3 separate regions of the Homo sapiens genome follow, and all the other regions are linked to region 1. The links are chromatin loops, found by intact Hi-C in ENCODE. Cell type or tissue: endothelial cell of umbilical vein. All regions are shown on one strand. Links, peaks and the distances in the headings refer to the core of each region. The heading gives the core; the rest is flanking DNA.

Evidence for each region. A loop is a pair of places that touch in the nucleus more often than their neighbours do. Peaks named below come from ENCODE experiments on the same cell type or tissue, not always from the same donor. Only the 100,000 strongest peaks of a DNase experiment are listed, where the experiment ranks them.
Region 2: it touches region 1 in a loop (15-fold over the local background); 27 of 110 quality-filtered maps call a loop at or near these places.
Region 3: a loop joins it to region 1, with 6 times the contacts of the local background. A loop is called at or near these places in 3 of 110 quality-filtered maps.

Annotation. Positions count from the first base shown.
Region 1 is chr3:146,324,460-146,330,893 of GRCh38, forward strand. No RefSeq gene overlaps it. Among named protein-coding and RNA genes, the nearest start is that of PLSCR4, 77 kb to the left of the region's middle. In endothelial cell of umbilical vein, for the core only: a CTCF peak has its summit at 2,910; a DNase peak (open chromatin) is centred at 2,852.
Region 2 is chr3:146,186,171-146,192,604 of GRCh38, forward strand. It overlaps LOC105374145 (a long non-coding RNA gene), which reads right to left and starts at 4,368. Exons shown (of 2, transcript XR_001740949.2): 1 at 3,629-4,368. It overlaps PLSCR4 (phospholipid scramblase 4), which reads right to left. Exons shown (of 9, transcript NM_020353.3): 9 at 6,165-6,434. In endothelial cell of umbilical vein, for the core only: CTCF peaks have their summits at 1,383 (motif pointing left) and 3,559 (motif pointing right); DNase peaks (open chromatin) are centred at 1,397 and 3,611; H3K27ac peaks cover 919 bases.
Region 3 is chr3:146,243,413-146,249,846 of GRCh38, forward strand. All of the region lies in intron 1 of PLSCR4 (phospholipid scramblase 4), which reads right to left. Among named protein-coding and RNA genes, the nearest start is that of PLSCR4, 4.5 kb to the right of the region's middle. In endothelial cell of umbilical vein, for the core only: no CTCF peak of the experiment used is centred there; a DNase peak (open chromatin) is centred at 3,279; H3K4me3 peaks cover 2,214 bases; H3K27ac peaks cover 1,976 bases.

The DNA of each region.
Region 1 (6,434 bases), core at 714-5,713:
TTGGAACCAATCTAAATGTCCATCAGTGATAGACTGGATTAAGAAATTGTGGCACATATACACTATAGAATACTATGCAGCCATAAAAAGGATGAGTTCATGTCCTTTGCAGGGACATGGATGAAGCTGGAAACCATCATTCTCAGCAAGTTATCACAAGATCAGAAAACCAAACACTGCATGTTCTCACTCATAAGTGGGAGTTGAACAATGAGAACACATGGACACATGGAGGGGAACATCACACACTGAGGCCTGTCAGCGGGTGGGGGCTAGGGGAGGGATAGCATTAGGAGAAATACCTCATGTAGGTGATGGGTTGATGGGTGCAGAAAACCACCAGGGCACATGTATACCTACGTAACAAAACTGCACGTTCTGCACATGTAACCCAGAACGTAAAGTATAATAATAATAAAAAAAACTTCTTGTCTTTATAAGTTACCCAGTCTCAGGTATGTCTTTATTAGCAGTGTTAGAACAGACTAATATAGGAATAAATTACTAAATTTTTGTGGTTATATTTTTAATATTTTGTTCTTTAAAGTTCATATTAAGGTTATAGAAAATTGGCTCACCAGCAATAGTTTTATATTATCCTGTATTTGATTATGTATTTACCTTTACTGGTGTGATTTATATTTTCATGTGCTTTTATATTAATGTTTAGTGTGTCTTCAATTCCACTTGAAAAACTCCCTTATGTATTTCTCACAAAGCAGATCTAGTAGTGAAAATTTATATTCAGTGTATGTTTTTCTGGGGAAGACTATCTTCCCTTCATTCTTGAAGGATACCTCTTTAGGGTTTAGTTATTTTGGGTAGGCAATTTTTTTTTTTTTTTTTAGTATTTTAAATAAGTCCTTCTACTCTTTCCTGGCCTTCAAAATTTCTATTGAGCAATACTTCATATTCTCATAGGATTTCCCTGGTGTATGATGAGTTGTTTTACTCTAGCTGCTTTCAAAATTTTCTGTTTTTTAATTTCTCAGTTCAATTTTGTTATGTCTGAATGTAGACCTCTCTCTTTTCAATCTATTTAGGGTCCCATGAGCTTCTTCAGTCTGGATGTCTATTTCCCTCTCCAGATCTGGGATGCTTTCTGTTATTATATCTTTAAATGAGAGTTATACTTTTTTCCTTTTCTCTTCTCCTTGAATTCGCATTATAAATGTGTTTTTTCACTTCAGTGTGCTTCATAAGTCACTTAGGTTTTCTTTACTGTTTTTCCTTTTTCTCTTCCTACTGGATAATTTCAAGTGGTCAACCTTCACATTTGCTGATTCGTTCTTCTGCATGATCAAGCCTGCTGTTGGAGCACTCTTTTTTTTTTTTTTTTTTTTTTGAGACAGAGTCTCACTCTGTTGCCCAGGCTGGAGTGCAGTGGTGCAATCTTGGCTGACTGCAAACTCTGCCTCCCGGGTTCACACCATTCAGCCTCAGCCTCCCAAGTAGCTGGAACTACGGGCGCTCGCCAACACGCCCGGCTAATTTTTTTGTATTTTTAGTAGAGATGGGGTTTCACCGTGTTAGCCAGGATGGTCTCGATCTCCTGACCTCTTGATCCGCCCGCCTCGGCCTCCCAAAGTGCTGGGATTACAGGCGTGAACCACAGCGCCCAACCAAAGCACTCTATTTTTTTAAGCATAGCCATTGTGTTCTTAAGTTCCAGAATCTGTTTGGTTCTTTTTTCTATTTTCTTTATATTGTCCTACTCACTTTGTCCTTGTGCTGTTTACTGATTAAAAAAAAATGTTTAATCTATGTTCTCTCTTACCTTACTATGCTTCTTTAGAATAACTGTCAATTACTGGACAGTTATTACATTCCTTTGATGATTTCATGTTTCCCTCCTTTTTTGTGTGTTCTTTGTTTCTTTGTGTTGGTGTCTGCACATTTGAGAAGCAGTTACCTATCACAGACTTTATGGACTGGCTTTGGTAAGGAAAAACCTTCACCTGCAGAGGAGGAATGAGGATGAAGGGATGCCAAAAGTAGGGTTGTTTGTGGGTGTACTCTGGGCCCTGGGTCTAGTGGTGTTCAAGACAAAAACTGTGGGAGTGTGCTTCAACTCTGGGTTTGGGGCAAGTGGTGGTGGATCAGTGATCAGGGAGCTGGAATATGCAATGTTGACAAATGTGTGGTCTTGGAATTGATGTTTACATAGGGCCCACGATGGCCACTAGGGTTGCTGGGAATCACACTGGCATCTCTTGGTCAAGTGGTGAGCATGACTGGGTAGGTGGATGTTGAAGTGGGCAACATGCTTGTAGTTAGCTACAGGGGCCAACTGCAGGTGTGCCCACTACAATGGGAGCTGAGGTTGGTGATGGGAGCAGAGCCTAGTTGTATACATTTATACAAAGTGGCCATACTGGGTCCGGAGTCTCCATGGCATCACTGGCTAGGGTGCCTTCAGTGGTTGCAGCAGATGCTGCAGCTTAGGCAACTGAGGTCAGAAAAGGGAAAATATGGACCCCTTTGTGGTGAAGGTTTCAAGAGTCTGCAGTGGCCATAAAGGTTGTTGAGGTCCTTAATGGTGACATTATTGGAGTCCTCTGCAAGGCGGGCCACTGAGAACTGAGGTAGCACCTGCTGCCATGTACTTGATACTAATGGCTCCTACCCCCTTGTTCCTAGCCATCTCCAAATATATCAGCTATGCTGATTTCCCTAGCAATCTGGCTGGGTTAAAACCAAAGTAATTCCTTCAGCCTAAAAGCTGGGGAAACTGGTTGTTCATCTTGATCCTCTTTTCCTTCATAAGGAGAACTCATGGGCCAAGATGACCTCTCACGGTGAGCAGCTGTGCTGGCCTGAGGAATTAAACAAAAGTAGCTAAATGAAACCGTTCTTCCCAGTCTATCTGTGAAGTTATTTTTGGTTCTATTGCGCCACTGTGTGGCTGCAACTTCTTCAATAGAATCTTGAACTCTCCCAGAGCTATTTTCATTTATGCATAGCTGAATAATTATTGTTTTTGTGAAAGGACAAATATATCATTTTTAAACTGAGGTATAACATATAATTTGTAATGTGTGCAAATTTAAATAAGCAAGTTAAATATTTTTTCAGTGTTATACATACATCCATGTATCAACTAGGTGGATATGGAACATTTGAAGTACTCCAAAATGTTTTCTTCTGTGCTATACCATTCAGCACACTCTAAAGAGGTGGCCACAATGCTTGCTTCTATCTTCAAGTCATTATTTTGACCTATATTGAACTCATCAAATGAAATCATCCAGGGTATATTCTTTTGACTCTTGCTTCTTTCATTTAATAAAGCGTAATAGTGAATTTTATGTGTCAACTTGACTGGACCATAGGGTAGTGAGATATTTAGTTAAACATACTGGGTGTGAAGGTGTTTATGGATAAGATTAACATTTTAACTGTTAGACTGAATAAAGCATATTGTCTACCTAAATGTAGGTGCACCTCATCCAATCTGTTGGAGGCCTAAACAGAACAAAAAGGTAGGCTTGGAGAGTATTCACTCTCTCTCTACCTGTCCTCTATGTGAGACATGGTCTTCTTTTGCCTTCAGACTTGGGCTTGGACTGAAGCCTGCACCATCAGCTCACCTGAAGCTTTCAGGCTGAGATTGGAACTATAGCATTGGCTCTCCTGTGTCTCCAGTTTTCTATCTGAAGATCATGGAACTTCTCAGCCTTCATAACCACATGAGCCAGTTTCTTATGATAAGCCTACATGTACATCTTTGTCTAAAGCTATCCTATTTATTCTATTTTTCTGGAGAGATCATACTAATAGAGATAACTTCTGAGGGTTATCCATGTTATATTGCACATCAGTAGTTTCTCATTTTCATTCCTTTGCAGTATTCCATTGTGTGAGTATAATACATATTAATTGTCCATTTTTCTATTGATGGCATTTAGGATGTTTGCATTTGGTGTTATGAATATAACTACTACAAATATTGTGCACAAAATCTGGTAAACATTTGCACTTCGAGTATTCATCTAAGAGTAAACTGGCTGAATTTTAGAGTAAGTTTGTGTCTTATGTACAGTAAGTGTAAGTCAAGTTACTCTATACTCTTACCAACACTTGGTTTTTAACAGTTTTCTAAACTTTAACCATTTAAGGCAGACGACATTTTGAAGTGAGTAGAGGTTTATCTATGACACCTGTGCTAGTGTGCAATCAAGCAACTTCTCTATATGTCTTTCATCTCCCTTACTGACATCAATGCTCAGGGCCTTTTACTACCATTACTCAGTTGCTAAATAAACCTTAATAAACTACGATGTTAGTTGATAAAAATTAAATGATAAATTCAAAGCCAACAGTGAAGCAGAATTCGTGAAAACAAACCAAACAAACATAAGAAACAGAACATATATGAGATAGTCATTAGTCCTATTTACAAGCTATTTTCTCTCCTTCCAGGAAGATGGTAAGATTGCATTTTTTTGGTCATTTGAAGTTGATTGTATTCATATGACTTGCTTTGGCCAGTGAATTGTAACTGTAAGTAATGTGTGTCACTTTGGGGGAGAAATATTAAGAACTAGTGCCTGTGTTGTCATATTTACTTTCCCATGCCTGTGTCCATTTCCCCCTGCCTTAGTACTTAGGAAAGACTGGGTCAAGATTAAGTCTTTTCTGCAGCAGGTCCTTGAGTGACTGTGATGAACAAAAGTATCTTGATGACCTACAAAGGACATGTAAGTAAATAATAAACCTTTATTTTTATAAGCCACTAAAACTTTGAGATTGTCACCGTAGCTTAACCTAGCCTACACTGCCTGGCAATCTGTTCACATGCTCTAATGCGACAATCTGCCTGTGCGAAATATTAGTTTCTCCCTTTACATGCCATTTGTGGTCTTCAGTTTGAGGGAGCCCCTGGTAGTACTAACTCACTCCACTAGTCCTCCATAGAAATTTGAGTTTGTTTGGTGACAACGTTTTCTATACTAGGGATGATTATGTTTTATTGGGAATGTATGGCAAACTGAAAATACTATTGGATTCAGATAAATGAATTTTACATAGTGGTGTCTCTTCATTGATGACTTGTAAACCAGTTAAAGAGAAAATAACTCTACATTTATTACTTTACGGGTGCTTGGGAGGTTTTCTCACATTTTAGGAAGATGCTGAAAGACTTGTTTCATCTGAAAATCAAGGGAGAGGAAATTAAAAAGGAGAAGCAATAGTATGAAGGCAATTCTTCCTGTTTATATTCAAGTATAACAACATGCCAAATTATAGGAAACCATTTGCAAATAATTGATTCCATTTATGCTAATATAAACAGTGTTATATAAACTATATAAATATAAACTATATAAAAGTAACCAGAAAAAAACTTTAAAACTCTATTAGGTTATTCAACTTTAAATAAATTGCTCAGTTAAGCTTATCAACTCCTGGACATATTTTTTAAAACAATGGTTTTCTCGTGTATCCAGCGGGAATAAGGAAAGAATCAAGGAAAGGTATGTGCCAATTATCTGTTAAAGTACCCACTAGACAATTAACATCTAATGGGACAGAACTTTACCATATCTCCAAACCTAGTTACATAGAAGGGTCAGAAATATTCTGTGTATTCCAGGTTTCATGTGGAATCAGTGAAATTAGAGATATTATGGGAGAAGAAGAGACTTAAGGGAACAAGCAATACCTCTACCAAAATTACTCTCCATTGCTGATATTTCCATGTAGAGATACTGGCATTAGAGAAGACTTCTGATCTTTATCTGTTCCCTCATTTACTTGCCTCAGGGATCAGGGATAAATGATTGTTCTTGGGGAGTTTGAGCAAAGCAACTGGGTATGAGAAGTTCAGCTGTGTTTCTCTTTGGAGAGACAGCCTGTTAACAGACAGCGCGAATTCCTAGGTTTTTCAGGGAGTGAGGTTTATGGTGGTAGGACTCTAGAATAAAGGGCTGTGTTTTTTTCCAGCTCTGCCTGAGACAGTGAGAGTAATTCTGATTCAGCACCCTTTTGCAAATTTATTATTGCTAGAGAATGAAGCCTTGTCCTCTAAACAGCTTTATCAGGTTAATGATGAAGTCAGTTTTACTCCTTTGCCTATCTCTCAAGTGATTTCATTCACAGGCAAAGAACAGTGATAGTATACAATGATCTCTCAAAAGGCCAACAATATTAGCTTGCTGTCAGTTAAGAAAACAGCACCACATTTCTCTGATTTCCATATCTAGGAAGGTCCTATGGCCATATCTCAAACAAGTGGCAAAAATTACAGGTAGACAGGAATACACAAAACCGGACAGAACAGAGAGAGCTATACAGACACAGAAAACAAACAGAAATATTGAAATGTTATAATATATAGGAAACTAAGAATAAACAATTCAAGGATATAGGAAATATAGTAGTAGTCCCCAGAATAATTTTTATAACTGACTGTGAATCTGCCAGAACTATGA
Region 2 (6,434 bases), core at 634-5,633, 140 kb before region 1:
TTCCACCTCTGCCTGAGACAGGGAGGGTAACTGATTCTATATCATTCTGCAAACCTATTGTTGCCAGAATATATGGCATATCCTTATAACAGCCTTATCAGGATAAAAATGATTTCTGTTTTCCTCCGATACCTATTTCTCAATGGATTTCACTGACAAAGTAATCTCTCAAAATACCAGCAATATAAACATAGTTTCCTTTTGAAAGTTACAGAGCTATCATTGAAGTAAACGATATAATCTCTCCCTGATTTCTATGTCCAGGCAGGCCCTCTGATTGTAACTCAAACAGGTAGCATGACTACTCTGTAAACAGAAATGCATAAAGCCATATAGAATTAAGAGAGATACACAAACACAACAAACAGAAAAAAAAATAGAAATGTTATAAATATTAGAAAAAAACAGTAATATCTAAGTAATTCAAAGGAATAAAATGAACCCTGAACATGGCCAGGAAAAATCTTCATGGCTGTCATCTGATTTGCCAGACTTTTGAAAAAATATCCCCACATCCCCAGCCATATTGTCCATTCGATGTCATCTATCAGGCCAGTAGGCAGCCTGGGTCATATGTGGGCAGATTGTATTCCATGCCCATTAGCCATATTTTCCTTTTCCTATTCAAATAATGGCTTGATTCTGTCTGTGCCCATCTGACATTCTCATTTTAACTATCAATTACATCCCTTCAAAGCAGGAAAATCTATCAATTAATAGTTTTTAACAAAAAATGTAAAAATACATATTTTAATAAAGAAATTGAACTCAGATGTGCATGGTGACTACGGAAGAAGATAAAGGTATATCAGTGTGTGAGTGGAGGAATAAATAAAAAATACTCTATGTTACCTAGGACATACACATTTTAAATGTTTTGTTGTTGTTTTTATAACATAGTAATTTCATTTCTCCTTTATAGTTAGAAAACCTCTGAAATTAATCTGATTTATTGAGGTAGACACCATGAGTATGTGCTTAAAAAAGATTTTGAACATTAGAATAATTTGAAACTGGGTTTTATTTTTTTCATGCTTAAAATCTCAATGTTATGAAAGATGTTGCTTTAAAATGTTTTAAATCTCTGCTAAATTTTTGCTGTGGCGGCACGGAAACTGGAATAAAAATGGCGATCTGTGTTTTTAGTTCTGGTTTGATTACTAGTTAATTCTCAATGTAATTTTAGACACATAATCTGGGCCTCTCCCACTTCCTTCATTTGTATATTAGAATGTAGAGCAGATGGTCCTTAACACTTCTTCTGATTTTAAAATCCACTGATACTATTCATTAAAATTTATAGATTGGTACTGATAAATTCTTGGATTAAAAAATGAGCATAGTTTAACAAAAAAATCCATGAGCTGGTGCTGCCCCCTATTGTAGCTTGTTTTATTCAGCTTTCTGACATGGAGCGGGGAAAGGCAGCAAAGCGAGATAAATATTTTGTCACTCTACTTGCTTCTCCCTGGCACTCTCTACTTGTTTATTTCTGTAAAATCAAGAGGTTTTAAAATGGTTTGATTTCTAACTATGTTATCTTTTATCTGTTATAATGAAAAAAGTTAAAACTCATGTAAACTATGTTTAGTGATTGTTAACTAAGACAATTTGAGCAACATGTTTTCAAAACTGTTTAAGGAAAAGATTGCTCCTATAATTTCCTAAAATAAATTTGCCTAAGCCTGGGTCATAGAAGAGCTGACACAATTTTAAATAAATGTCTTTTACTTAACAGTAGTACTAGAAATATTAAACATTTTAAGAGAATCTGGAACTCAATAATATGATGATAGATAACTCATCTCAAAGAGAAAATATTTAGTTGTAAGTTAGGTATAACAAATAGTAATAAGTTGCAAGTTTCAATATTATATGATTATATTTATGTTAAAGAATTTTCCTCTGAATATTTCACATAAAAATCATGTGCAGTTTAAAAAAATAGGTCACTCACATTGCTAGCAATGTTGCAAATTAGATAATCTTAAAACCCCTCTTTCCATAGAATATATAAAGTGTGGCTGAAATATAACCAAAGGGCTTTTAGATGCAAAGTGTAGATTTTGGGAGAGTACAAGATTTTAGCAGAAGTTAAAAATAAAGAAAAATTGGAAACGTCTGACTATTAAGCTTAGTCTGGCATTTTCTTTGGCTTCTCAAATGGAAGGAGTCACCAACGTTTATTAGGAAGGGGCTTTGATTTTACCCACCACCATGAGGCTGGAAGTGAGGTCTTGGGCTTAGGCAAGGGTTGATATTAGAAGAGAGACCCCCAGTAAAGTGGAAAGTCTCAAAGGGACACACTCCAGTGTAAAAAGTGAGATAGAAAAATTGGCAAATAGAAATTAAGAGAAAGCTTGATTGTTTTGACCTCTGCTACAGGTAGGGAAAATTTGTTCCCTGAGAATTCATAAACCAGGATATGTCCACATCATTTAGGGGTTCATATTTGAAATACATACATGACTTGGGAAACACCAAACTGAAGAAATAATATAAAAAAATGGTCATCAGCTGGCAACACCACTGAGGCACCAATAGGAGCAAAGGTAAGCCTCTCTGGAGACAGCTACCCTCAGACAAGACTTCTGAGTCTCTTGCGTTTCCCGGTCATAGTCCTAAATTTTAAAACACATGAAGTAGCATGCCACCTTTCTCCTCTATTTCTGTTTCCCTGTATTTCTGGGTTAACAGACAAAGAAACCAAATATTACACAGAGATGAAAGAAAAACAGGGCATAAAAATTTGGAGTGTAGCCTCTGGATGTTTATACCGGTACTATGATGTTTTGGTTACTACAGCTTTGTAATATAATTTGAAGTCAGGTTATGTAATGCCTCCAGCTTTATTCTTTTTGCTTCTCAGTGCTTTGGGCAGTCACATAACGGCTTTGTGGATATACAGCTAGCTGAGTGGCCTTGTGCAAGATACCTAAATCTTCATTTTCTATTTTGTAAAATGGGAATCATTATAGTAATCTAACTCATAGGGTTATGAGAATTAAATGGGTTAATATATGGAAAGTCTTTAGAACTAGAACAGCGTCTGGTTTGTAGGAAGCATTAAATAGAGCTGGCTGGTTTTATAGTCTTCATCATTTTCACTATTGTTATTATAGGTAGTTGCATCATCCCACCTATCTCATGATTAGGTTGCTTTTTCTCCATGTGCCCCAGATGAATGTCCAACATCTGGCCTAGAATTAAATCTTTGGGTAAAGATAGCAATTATATATCCCCAAATTACATGATTTCACAACTGGCTTCTTTGCTGAGGAGCAGTACAAGTAAGAACGGCAAGAAATGTAATAGGCAACTATTAAGCTAGCTAATGGCAGTACATGTTTTCAGAATTTGCAATTTAAGTTTTTTGTTTAGATACTATGTGCAAAGGCATTACCATCTCCCCAGCTCTAGCACCTTCCCCACCCTCATTACACACACTAGTGAACACTCACCACGAACCTGCTCTGGGCAGCTGGGACACAGGATTACAACGATTGGCCTCATCAGATTTCTGGTTGGAACCTTGAGACTGCGCAGCTCTAGAAATTCTTGCATTAACTAAGTTCCACCGCTAGGTGGAAGTAGCTCCTCTAGCTCTAGGAGATTTCGTGTATCTCACCTTTTATCCAACCCTTTGGTTTTCTTTCATTACAATTATAGCAGGGACTCCTTATAGCATTTCATCTTCTTGGTACTATCACCTCTTGATGAGGTTTACTCTTCCTCTGAAAAATGAGATTGATGTTTACCTCATGATACAGTTGTGAGAATCCAGTAATACACATTTAAAAAAAAAAACACTATTTTATGTAATAATTACTTAGCTTTGTGCTACAATTATTTATCTACTTGCTTTATCCTTGCTGAGGGATAGACTGCATGTTCCTTTCTATCTTCTTGAACACCTAGCACCGTGTCATACACATATTTGAATTTTTTTCATTCATTCACCAATATTTATTGAGCATCTTAGATATACCAGACACTGCCCTGTACTCATGGTTTACCATAATAAGCAATCGATCCCTGCTTTGCTTGATGAAATTAGAAAGACTGACATTTTCAGTTACACCCACCATGCATTCAGCTTGCAGACATAGCTATAAAGTGCATCTTACTTACCTCCAGCAGGAACAGGAAGTTCCGCTGGACATATGGCACAGCCTGCCTTAACTGTCTCATTAAATGGGACAAAAATATATTATGCAGCACTTGAGATGGTGCTAATGACATGGCCTTTATTGAGTGTGCCAACATTCCACTGAGTATGTGTTCATTGTTGTCCTAAAAAATGTGTGTTTTGTTTGTTTTAAAGTCTATCCTGGCCCGGTGCGGTGGCTCACGCCTGTAATCCCAACACTTTGGGAGGCTGAAGTGGGCAGACCACCTGAGGTCAGGAGTTCAAGACCAGCCTGGCCAACATGGTGAAACCCTGTCTGTACTAAAAATACAAAAATTAGCCGGGCGTGGGGCGGGCCCTTGTAATACCAGCTACTCAGGAGGCTGAGGCAGGAGAATCGCTTGAACTCGGGAGGCGGAGGTTGCAGTGAGCTGAGATTGCACCATTGCACTCCAGCCTGGGGGACAAGAGCTAGATTTTGTCTAAAAAAAAAAAAGAAGTTAAAAGTCTATCTTGCCCACTAGCCTGTGAGCCCCTGAGAGTATTAATTATATATTTTAACCTTTGTATTTCTCTCTGCCTTAAGAAATAGCTCAGTGTCTGAATTTAGTAAATGTTCAGTAAAGTATTGATGGAATGAAATAGTGGTAAGGATGACAAGAAGTTTTACTGACAACTATAGCAAATATTTCAAATATATATCTACTTACTATATTTTAATTCATTTAGCAGACACTGAGTAAATACCTACCATGTGCTATTATTAACCATGCCAAGTATTATCACATAGTATATTATTCTGCCTCACTTGGACTGATTTGGAGTGTATCACTCTGCTTTTCTCTTTTTTGAGATTTACAATTTAAGAGGCCTAGAGGAAAATGGGAAATGCATTCTGTGAAGTTATGGAAAAAGATCCATTTTTAACATTAGCTATCACTAGCCAAACAGATGAGTTTGATATTAGTTTATTAAATCCAGACTTCTTATGGGTTTTCCAAGCTTGCTTCTTTCAATATAAATTAAATCCGACCTTGAACACTGGGGGAAAAAAAGACTGAAAAGCAGCCAGCTGCTCCAACAGGATCAATATACCATACTCTAGAATCACTCTGATTATTCTATACCTGAATTTGATTTAATATCTAGTTGGTCAGAAAAAATAAGTCTTGTAACCTGATTTTTGTATAATTTCTGGAAAAAATGGTCATTTAGAAAAAATGTTTAAAATGCATTCTTCACTGATGGTTACAAATTCTAGCAATTTTCCTTCATGATATACTGACATTGAAATTATACTTGAAATTTAAATGTATCTTAGGAGGATTAGAAATAAGCATTTACAAATAACTTGGTCATATAAGAAAGCTAGTTACCACTAAGCAACACTACAGAAATGACTTTTTATATATATATATATATATATATATATATATATATTTTTTTTTTTTTTTTTTTTTTTTTTTTTTTTTTGAGACGGAGTCTTGCTCTGTCGCCCAGGCTGGAGTGCAGTGGCGCGATCTCGGCTCACTGCAAGCTCCGCCTCCTGCGTTCACGCCATTCTCCTGCCTCAGCCTCCCGAGTAGCTGGAACTACAGGCGCCCGCCACCGCGCCCGGCTAATTTTTTTTTGTATTTTTTTTAGTAGAGACGGGGTTTCACCGTGGTCTCGATCTCCTGACCTCGTGATCCGCCCGCCTCGGCCTCCCAAAGTGCTGGGATTACAGGTGTGAGCCACCGTGCCCGGCTGACTTTAATAATTTAAAATTTATTAAATTAAAAATATATAAATTATATTTTTATATATTATAAAAATATATATAATATATATTATATATAAATTATATATATTATATATAAATATATATAATTAAAAATATATAAATTAAATATATATTAAATATATAAATTAAAAATAATTTAAAATTTATATTAGAAAGCAAGGGCCTTGAATAAACCTAATAATCAATAAAAATTACTTCAAAATCCCTGTGAAAAAAGTATTTGAAGATTCAAAGTCAAAAAATAAAACAGTGTTTTACTATTAACCATTGTATATTTATTTAAAAGCCATAAAGAATACGAAAAAGCATGAACGCACAAATTCCAGAGAATTTGTTTTTTAATCAATCCGATCAATTTTACACAACAAAATATCATTAAGAAACATAGAAATCATGTGAATTGTATTAAAACTATGACATATGACAATATTATATAAAGAAAATTTTAACTCTAAGAGACAAATATAATTTTTTAAAAAAGAAATTAAAAATATCACGTCTTATGCTAAATATATATAGATA
Region 3 (6,434 bases), core at 629-5,628, 81 kb before region 1:
AAATGAACAAAAAGGATGAACCAATCTCTAACTTTAAGAAAAGATTATAATATTCATGCAGAGTTCGGGCACATAAAATGCTGTATAGACTAAGCAACCCTAATCCAAAAGTCCAAAATCTGAAATGCTCAAAAATCCAAAACTTTCAGCACCAACATGATGTCACAAGTGAAAGATGATGAGGACACTGTTAAAACTGCAAAGTGCCTATAGATGACATGGTGAAAATATGTGATGGGTTTACTGAAGGACTCTAAGAGCATTCATTCATCACAGAATAAGAAATTGTGTCAGTCTGTAAAATCAACAGAGACTTCTAAGACAAAAACCATTGTTAATGAGACAGCGGACTCCAGAGGAAACATTCTGAAAAGTCATCCATCAGAATGCTTCCTCATTTGTAGAGAAAACACTTGCTGGTCACTTGGCTACTTCTGATATTTCTTCTCACTTAAAATAATAAAATTCAGTGAATGATAACCTTGTAATCAAAATACAGCATTGTAGGTAAAGAATGAAAGCCTGCCATTGCTTATTGGTGGCTTTCCGACACAGGCATTCTGGAGATACTACTGTGCTGCTTAGTTACCCTGAACGCATTCTCTTTTCACTGTACTAATGATACATCCTATTTTTTACTGTTAAGCACTTATTTGTGAGTAATGTAAGAAAATGATTACTTATCAGTAGCATAATGAATTTAGAGTCAGGAATGATGGTGACGTCAAATAACCACAGATTGTCCACATGGGTGATTGAGATACTGATACCTTTGCTTTCTGATGGTTCAACGTACGTAAACGTTTCATACACAACATTATCAAAAATATTGTATAAAATTATCTTCAGGCTATATGTTTAAAACATAATGGAACATGAATTTCATGTTTACTTGGGTCCCATTCTCAAGATACCTCATTATGTACATGCATGCCTTGTTTTACTGTGCTTTGCTATACTGTGATTCACAGATACTCCATTTTTTTAAACAAATTGAGGGTTTGTGGCATCCTTGTATCAAGGAGTCTATCAGTGCCATTTTGCAGAACAGCAACTTCTCAGTTTGTCTCTTTGTCAAATTTTGGTAATTCTCACAATATTTCAGACTTTTTCATAACAATCTGTTATGGTGATCTATGATCAGTGATCTTTGATGTTACTATTATAATTGTTTTGGGACCCCATGAACCATGCCTATATAAGATGGTGAACTTAGTAAGTGTTGTTGTGACTGCTCCACAGAGCAACTATTCTCCCATCTCTCCCCTTATTCTAGGACCTCCCTATTCCCTGAGACAAAACAATATTGAAATTAGGCCAATTAATAAGCCTACAAATGCCTCTAAATATTCAAGTGAAAAGAAGGTTCGTGCATCTCTCACTTTAAGTCAAAAAGCTGGAAAAGATTAAGCTTAATGAGGAAGGCATGCTGAAAGCAAAGACAGGCCAAAAGCTAGGCCTAGATTCCTCTGATGAATCTAGGCAACGTAAATTGAAAACTTTCTAAAAAGGATTCACCATTTTAGATACCACTAAGAACTTTTGTTATTCATGGGAGGAAGTCAAAATATAAATATTAACAGGAGCTTGGAAGAAGTTGATTCCAACCCTCCTGGATGATTTTGCGTGGTTCAAGACTTCATTGGATGAAGTACCTGCAGATGTGAGAGAATAGCAAGAGAACTAAGAGTTAGAAGTGAAGCATGAAGATGTTACCGAATTGTTGCAGTCTCATGATAAAGCTTAAAAGGATCATTGCTTCTATGGATAAGGAAAGAAAATGGAAGCCATTTCCCAGATGATTTTAATATATCCCCTCCTGGCCCCAACACACACCCCCTCAGTTACAGATCTATGAAATTTTACCCCATTCAGATAAAAACCTATCTGCTGTAGGAATCATAATACATTCAATCAAATGTTCAGTTTACCAATATAAGACATATCTATTTTTTCTCAAATCTCATTTGTAAACCCAAGTAAATTTCCTCTATACCAAATTCAAAATAAATCCAAAATATGCCATATAATATTTTTAAGTGATACATTCTCATTTTCACAGAAGGAATGCAAAACGAAAATAGTAGTGATTGTAAACTACATAAATATCAAGCACAATTGTTAAGTAAACACATTATCATGAAACATTATGATAAAATAATTTTCCTTTAAAAATATAGTAACAGTTTTGTAAAAATCATTAAATGTTTACATTCAAATGTTAAACATATAATCTGGATAATTATAATGATAGCAATGTTTTTAAAAAATATGGAAACTGGAGGAAACATGCTAAGATATAAACATTTCCTCTTTAAATTTTCTACAATAAATGTATAATAAATTATATAAACTGAGTTTTTAAAATAATTTTTAAAACCTGACAATGTACTCTCTTGTAGTGAATCTGTAACTAAAAAGACCTGCATGTTCATCAAAGAGGAAATATTATGCACACCTTTCCAAGTACAATCCTCTTTATAGACTTTAAGCCAAATTTCTTGGCTCCTATGGTGGACTGTGTTAATTACTTTTATGGGTTTCTTGGCTATAGGGAACTGGATAGTTCAGTGGGCTCAATATGAGTGGATTAAAGTCCAATGACTGAAGGATTCAGTCATTTCTGTAGACATCTTGTAAACTTAGTAAGTTTCTGTCACATGGGCTGAAATTAGAGAAACGAATTCCAGGCTTGCACAAAAGATAAACCTAGGTCCATGTTGATAAAATATGCTGCAGCAGGAATGTCCCATAGATACACAGTATCTTCATTATAATTACATGTTAACATATATGTATTTAATTGTATCTTTGCATAAAATCAATTCTAGAAGAAACTTAGGGAGTGATTAATGTTCAACAAATTACAAGGGCAAAACCTAAGATTTTTATTGTGTTGTTTTTATAACCTATATCAATATATTTATTATTTTATTAACATCATGACTCCTTCAAAAGAAAAAGTGTATGGTAGAATATTTCATTCTTTTTAGCAAGTGTGAAGGATCTTGGAGGTTAGCTATTTGGCTTTAATATAAAATAAAAGATAAGATTAAATGAAAGCAAATTGATAGCCACAGTCCATACATAACCTTTATTAAATATATTAATTTAGTTCAAATTGTTTAAAGAGAATATCAGGTGTCTCCTTTTTAGCTTTCAAAAGGGAAATGTTTTTGTTATTTAGAGTAGAAAAATATCAGAACAATATTCTCATGATGTTTATATAAGACATTAAGGAAACATTACCATGCCAACTATGATTACCAAGAACGCCTCATTGTGTCATTTTACAGCTAGTCTTTTAGTATTTAAAATTGTAGTAAAACAAGATGTCATGTTGCATACAGTTAAGTCACTTTGATAAGAAACTTTACATTTATGAAAACAGACTTTTAAAAAACAGATGTTATGTGCAAACAAACACAAATATAATTCAAGGAGTCGGCAGTGCATACATTTACACAATACATTTATACAAAAAAATCCCACCTACTCCAATTCCCATTTCCCATTTGAAAAGGCAACCACAGACATTAGATTTTTTTTCCTCCAATAGATTTTCTAAGCATATATAAACTAATACACACAGTTTTTATAAAATGGCAATCATCTATATACTTTTCTGTGTCTTTTTCTTTTCATTTATTAAAATGTCTTGATGTTAATTACATTTCAGTCCATATAACCTCATTCTTTTTAATGGCTGCAACATAATGTATTTAACTGGCTGCCTAATGACAACAAGTTAAATCGTTTCCAAATTTAGGCTATTACCAAAAATGCTGAAAAAAATATTTTCTTCCTGTGGATCTGTGCATTAAATTATTGGAAGCAGAACTGATGGATCAAAGTTTTGTACATTTTTAAAGATACTATCAAACTGCACTCTAAAGAATTTGAATCAATTTAGACCCCAGACAAAAAGTTACATTCCTAATACAGTATTTTATCAACATTTTTGTAGTAGTCAATCTGATATATAAAAAAAAAAAATTGGTTTTATTTTCCATATATCTCATAATGAGGAGGCTGAGCCACTTTTATTATTTGTTTGAAAGCAATTTGCAACTCTATTTCTGTGAACTGCCTGTTTGTCATTTGTTCATTTTTGTTAGCTTTTCATTTGTCTTCTTTATATGAAAGGTATTAAAATTTTATATTAAAATTATCTTTTCAAAACTTATCATTTGTCTTCACTGCATTTTTGTCATGCAGTTTTATTTTTGAGGCAGGGTCTCTTTCTGTTGCCCATGCTGGAGTGCAGTGGCATGATAATGGCTCACTGCAGCCTTGACCTCCCAGGCTCAATCAATTGTCCTACCTCAGCCTCCTGAGCAGCTGGCACTACAGGTGGGTGCCACCATGCCTGGCTAATTTTTAAATTTTTTTAGAGGTGGGGTATCGCCATGTTTCCCAGGCTGCTCTCAAACTCCTGGGCTAAAACAATCTGCCCACCCCTGCCTCTCAAAGTACTGTGATAACGGGCGTGAGCTACCGCCACCCAGCCTTACCATGCAATTAAAAACAATTTTTTTCCAACTTTAGATGTTTTTCTTTTTAAGGACTAGCATATCTATCTCTTTCATCCTGAAGAATGAGTACTATAAAAATGAATTTTAGCACAATGCTGGTGAACATATGAGTATGAACATTGCTGTATTTTTTGTTTATAAAAGTTAACTGGTTGTGAAATCCCTCAAGCAAAATTCTTCACTGCTGTTCTTGCAATAAACATCATAAACATCAATATTAAGGAAGGGGATTTTAAAGGAAGCAGCTGAAAGAGGACACTTATAAAAGAAAAAAAATGAGACAATATGAAAGGTTTTGTGAAATATATTTCTTCTGTAGTAAATGACAGCTAATATATTCAAGAAGGCAATGTTCTGTATAAATTACTATCACTATCAATTTTTCCTTATACACACGCATACATTATAGAAATGTGTAAAACAACATCACTACTCATAATAATATAATTCGGCTGTGTGTAAAACATCACTACTCACAATATAATTCAGCCTATATTCCAAATTATTTACAAAAATATAATTACTACACTACACACACACAGACACACACACACACACACAGTGTTTCAACTTGTTGTTTCATTTTGTGTTTTAACTTTATGTTTTGGACATATTTCCAAGTTAGAACATTTAGAGCTACAATGTTTTAAACTGTATATTATTCCACCTTTGAATATACCATACATTATGTAACCAATTCCCAATCAATGGCTACAGAGCTGTATCCATGTTTTCTACATTGTAAACAATCCTACTTTAAACATCTTTGACAGAGATTTTTATTTGTACACTTGGGAGCATGTTTTGCTGGATAAATTCCAGTTAAGTAAATGAACATTTGTAAATCTGAACAGCTTTAACCCTAAAACAGCTTCACCAATTCACATTTCCACTAAAAGTTTGTAAAATTATATTTTCCTCACTGCATTTTCAACAACACCTAAAGTTATCAGACTTTCAAAATTTGTAAAATTAATGCAAAAATTGATGTCTTACTTCATATATGTTTTGGATAATTAGTGTGGCTAACAGTATTCACTCTGCTTATTATTTGCATTTCTTTTGCTTTGAGTTGACTCTTTTTATCCTTAACTGGGTCATTGATTTTGAAGGTCATTAATAAGATTTCTAGGTATATTAGCAAAATTATCTTTTTTTTTCTATTAACAATGTCCGCAGTTTGTATCTTTTTTGGGGGATGCAAATGTTAATAAAAATCATGTCCCTAAATGGGTCTAGGTTTTTGTATTATGCTTAGAAATGCTTTTCCCACATGCAATGTGCACAAATATCTATTCAGGCTTTCTTTTTCCCTTTTTAGGCTGCATATGTTTAGATTTAAACTAGTAAGCCATCTAGACTACATTTGTCTATTAACAGTGAGGAAAAGTTCCAGTTTTATTATTAGGTTTCCCAAACAAATTCCTGCTTGTCCAAGTACATTCAATTAAATGTTATTTCTTCTTCCCACCCAGTGATTTAAAATGTATGCTTATCAAATGCCAGCTTTCCTTTTATTCTTCCATGTCTCTTCAGTTTCATTTACACATCTGGTAGTAGGTCTACTGCACTGTCTTTTAATCACCACAGTTTTGTAACACCTTTTATTATATGAAGAAGTCTCCACTATATATATGTGTGTATGTATAATATTAAATGTTAAAATCATATATAATATATAAAATAAGACATAATTATATATTTTGTATTTTATTATTTGTAATATATTATACATAACGTTAATATGTTTGTTCTTCCACATGAGCTAAACAGTACAGTTAAAAACAGTAACAAAAATATTCAGTTAGGATTCTACTTATACGTTGTTTTAGAGAAATGATATCTTTACCTAGAAGAATGTTATGTATTTTATTGGATTCTCATACATACCTTTTTATA